Regions from separate parts of the Homo sapiens genome. Here region 2 is linked to region 1. The links are chromatin loops, found by intact Hi-C in ENCODE. Cell type or tissue: GM12878. All regions are shown on one strand.

What was found. Peaks named below come from ENCODE experiments on the same cell type or tissue, not always from the same donor. Only the 100,000 strongest peaks of a DNase experiment are listed, where the experiment ranks them.
Region 2: it touches region 1 in a loop (2.6-fold over the local background); 8 of 110 quality-filtered maps call a loop at or near these places.

What each region holds. Positions count from the first base shown.
Region 1 is chrX:94,293,532-94,296,031 of GRCh38, reverse strand. No RefSeq gene overlaps it. Among named protein-coding and RNA genes, the nearest start is that of FAM133A, 620 kb to the right of the region's middle. In GM12878, no CTCF peak of the experiment used is centred here; no DNase peak of the experiment used is centred here.
Region 2 is chrX:93,873,481-93,875,980 of GRCh38, reverse strand. No RefSeq gene overlaps it. Among named protein-coding and RNA genes, the nearest start is that of FAM133A, 200 kb to the right of the region's middle. In GM12878, a CTCF peak has its summit at 1,226 (motif pointing left); no DNase peak of the experiment used is centred here.

The sequences.
Region 1 (2,500 bases):
TTTGTAATAAATTTAGTATAATAATAAACTTAACATGCAAAAATAACAATTTTACCCATTACAAATTTTATTTAATATGGATTGATAGTACCAGTAATATTCATTATGAATATATATAGATTATACTTCTTAGGGCAAAGAGCATTAGCACGATAATGTCTTCATGAACAGTGGGATCAAAACCTCCACAAGACCAATGATAGGAACAATACTTCCCAATGAGTGACCTCCAAATTAAGACCTAAGGATGAGTAAAACTTTTCCAGTTTAATAAAAACTAGGGTGGCGCAGATAGAAAAAGTGCCCCAGTCAAAGGCTCAGAGATGAATGAGTGCATGTTATGTCATAATTTTCTGCTATTGTACTTTTGCGTATATTTTTTCTTCTACTTGTAATTTTTTTCCTCCTTCTCTCCATTTCTTGAGACCGTTGGCCTGTTATAAGGAGAACTCAAATCATTTCCAGTGGGATGCTTTTTATATTTGAAAGAAGACATGACTATTTTTTATTTGTTCAATGTAAGACCACAAGGTGAAGTAGATATTAGAAATATGACAAAATAGATAAGATTATTAGGGGAACATGGGTGGATCTGCTATTATTCTGGTAGAATTTTTGTTAAATAAACACAAAGATAATAAAGACGGATCATATGCAGTATTTAATTTGTGTCTCCTGTTCAAAATAGATGTAAGTACATTTGTCTTTAATTTCATGCAGAGGGTTTTGAGTTAAATGAGCTTCGTTATACTGTTTCACATTTTTGTTGAATTGGGATTGAATAAATATGGTACTTTTATCTTCATTGTCAGTGGTTGATTAACTTGGTGATCCCAATTTAATGTTTTCCTTAAACAGAACTATAAGGACTATATCAGTCCAATCTCAAGTGAATTTTATGTTTCACTGAATTTGGCCAGGCAAATAGAATTCTAGTGCAAAAGATACACATGTTCAAATTCATGATCTGAAACTTATACATATACTACTTATTAGAAAGACAACTAAATATGATATAATATACCTGCAAGTTTTATAACACAAAGATTAGGTATTTTTCATAAAAGAGTAAGTAATAGTCCTTTATTATTTTATTATGTACTTGGATAGAATAAAACATTCAATTATTCTGCAACATTGTTTTCAGCCAAATAAGGTTATTAGCGCACCTACAAGAAGAATATATTTGGTTAATAAAAACATGGTCACTTACATGCACTGTCTTTTTTAACTTTTGTTAATTTCTCAAAATAAATTAAGTTGAAATAAGTTATTTTGCTTTGATATCTTCTAAACTTGATCACCATATCTGAAGTCACTATGTAGACGAGTAGAAAATTCAATGATTTAAATAGTGTAAAATTCTTGAGTGCTCCTCTCTCATAAATTGTAGCAGCTTTAATAAATAACTGTATAGCTGTTTTTCTATATTCCATATGACTTCTGTGCACATCCAGAGGATGTCGCTTACTATGCAACAACTTATATGAACATTATAAGATTCTTAGAATATTATTCTCTTCAGTTTATATCACAGGTCCCAGATGGCTTGACTTAATTTAATTTTACAGCTACCTTCTTGAGAGAGTATATTAAAGCCAAATAATCCTTCAATAGAATGAGAGAGCAATGAGGTTCACAAATAGAACTACACCACATTAATTGTGAATTATATTTCCACATGAATGAATTTCTGAGTTGCAGTCAAATTTGAATTTAAAAACATTGTGGAACACAAGTCCTTTATGAGAAAAGAGATCCTTGTTTCATTAAGAAAAAGGTGCACAATGTTGGTTATATATATATGTACTAAATCATCTCTCTAGTTAAGATCCCAACCTAAAACAGATTTTTAGTGAACTTTGTTGTCTTGTATTTTTTTTAAATCGTATAGCGCTTTTTCTCTTGAAAAAGCCTTTGATTCCTGTAGCTGAACATCTTCTATGATGATTGTTGCAGTATCATCTTTGTATGGTTATTGATATTCCTGCTTCTGATTAAAATTTAGTGTTTTCTTTTTTTTTTTTTTTTTAGTTAACATAAAATATATGTCTTCAGGCCTCTTTGGCCTCGGTCAGGAATGTATAACAACTGAAAAAGGTTCAGACGAGAGACCAGTAATTAGGCACAGCTTGTAAAGCCAATCAAGCTCAGTCTACTATTGCTCCTAGGGACAGGCTGATGATTGACATTGCAGTGAAGGAATCTCAGAGGTGGTTCTGCAGATTATAATCAAACTGCAAAAACAATTAGTAGGTAAAGCTCATGGATTAAATTTAAAAAATCTGTTGAGCAGGAAACATTCTCAACTAAAAGCTGAAGAGAGTACCTTATTGATAAAAGTTAACAACCTATAATTTTTATGTGATCAATACTACATGTCAGTTAGATTTCTAGAGTTTTCCATAGTAGTAAATGGTGGCTTTTATTCCTTTTTTTGCTGTCATTCTCTTTACCTTTTTTCTTCCAAAGCAACCCATTATAAAGTGAAGTGTATTGC
Region 2 (2,500 bases), 420 kb after region 1:
GTATGGAAATGCCTTTGTCCTTTGCATAGTCAGTGGAGTCCCAGGAAAAGTTTCTTCTCCTTTTGTGGGCATGGGCACAGTGGGCTCCAGTGGGTTCCGGTGGGCACTCTACTTTCCTTTGTTAGGACTATAAGTCTGGCTTCTATGATTCATCACTTCAGCTCCTGATTGTTCCTGGACCAAGGTCCCAGGCCAAGCTGAGTCATGTATTTGCCAAGGCAGCCCGCAGACTAAGCATATCTTTTTCTCTTCCCAATTCATAAAATCCCTTGACCCCAGCCTCATAGTGGGTACTCCCATTTGAGACCCCCTCGCTGCTGACAGAGAGCTTTTTTCTTTCACTTATTAAACTTTCACTCTAACCTCACCTTTGTGTCCACTCTCCTTAATCGTCTTGGAGGTAGGACCAAGAACTCCAGGCATTATCTCAGACAACGAAAGACTTACATCTTAGTGTATTGACTGGGAAGAAGATAATTCATTAAAAGGATGAATAAGAGTGGACCTTTAATGTTAACTCTTTACTTTCATTTCTGAGACTTCTTGTCTATTCCAATCTAGTTTCCTTCCATGGAGGGCCTAAGTCGTCACGTGGGATTGGAAGAAGGTCCTAGGGCGACTGAAGATTTCTGGCTGGGGCTACACCCCAGTATTATCTGAAGGTCTGTAGACTAACTCCAGTCCTTGACAGCCTGTCAGGGTGTCGGCACAAGGATTTCCAGTCTTTTCCTATCGAATTTTCCTTCTTTCCTCTCACGGCTATCGAGTCTCCTATCCCATCGTATACAATGTTGCAGGTGTTTTTGCAACCTAGAAATATAGTCTTGCTGGGTAGAGTCAGTTGGTTTCTTAGTAATAAGGAATGTAATTCGAAGAGTTATTGTTTTTCTGATTTCCTAGAAACAGGGGGAATTCAAGATTTTCGTTTAAGTATTTACCTAGTAAGGTCCCTTTTATCCCTCAATGATGGACATTTATAGCATCGTATGGGAGGATACTTCACCCCGAGTGACTATCCCCCGCTCCATTTGGATTGTTTCTCTCTTCGTATAAGAGTTCATCATTTTCCAATAAATTTAAACAGTTCCTTTATGAGATAAGTTAATTTTCTTATGCTGGGGGGCATGCTATAGGGACAGCCTATCAAACCCCAAAACTCTCTAATTTTTGCCTGAAAAGAATTTGAAGTGTTTACCTAACATTTCTAACCCTACAGTGCCACCTAGTGGAATGGGATTTTTTTCTCCGTAGGGAGCCGTGTCCGTTCTCTCTCCCAGACTTCCAGTCTCCCAATTCTTTTCCATTTTTGGTCTTCTATCAGTGATCAGACCCCATGTCCTCTTTGTAGACAGAAAAACTCCACTTTCAACAGTCAGGAGGAAGACATTTTGATAAGACAGATTTTAGCTTCAATACTGTCCCCATCAAAGGAGAGGCAGCCATTCAATTTTTACACTCTTTGAGGCAGCTGTTTTGCATTCAATTACATTGGAATTTAAACAGAAAATGAATTTTACATTTAGAATTTATTCAGTCCCATTCTATGGGATTTTGATTTTTTGCTGGAGCCATAGCAAGGGAAGCCAGAAATGGTGTTAGGACACTCCCTCCATTTAAAACTCTTGCCCAGGTCCAACTACTACATAATCTCTCCCAAGCCTCTGGGGTACCGTGGGAGCCTTCTGGGCTAGGTGGATCTAGGAATCCAGCAGGACAGAATGGTAAGGTTTTGAACAGGTTTTGAAATCCTACTGACTAGCTTTTCTGGGACCATGGATAAAAGGTCACACTTGTATCCATAGGGAGGCACTTATGATGGTTGCTGAGACCCAGAGGAGAGGGGGAAGGAGGAGAAGGGGGACACACTTTCTCTCTTTCTCTCCACCCTGGGTCACACAAATGGGAGGAAGAGGAATAAGGGACACCTTGTCTCCCTTTCTCCTTCTAGATGAGTAACAAACCATCTGCAGTTAGTACTCCCCTTGAGTGCATTTTGAATCACTGGAACGCCTTTGACCCTGAGACTTCTGGCTTATATTCTATTGCACAGGGGCATGGCCTTGTTCCCATCTTGGGGATGAACAAACCTGGCTTTCTGAGGGAAGTCTTGATTTCTATACTATTCAACAACTAGATATTTTCTGTAAGTGGGAGGGCAAGTGCTCCAAGGTTTCCTATGTACAGGCTTTTTTTGCTTTTTGGGAAAACTCGAATCTTTGTAAGTATTGTACAGTTGACCCTGCCCTTTTAGCAGCCATGTCAAGCAAGCCTACAAAGGATGATTACCCAAAGTCAGAGAGACAAACCATTGGGGAACCCTAAAATGCAACTTCTGGGTTCCCTACCTGACCCACTTCTTAGGGGCTCCCAATAGCCAAATCATTAGCTCCTCTGGTTGTGCCACTCAAGAAATTGCCAACTTTGCTGTTGCCCCCCCAAGAAATGCCTGATGGGCATGGTGTCACTAGGATTCAAGTTCCCTTCTCATTTCAGGACCTTA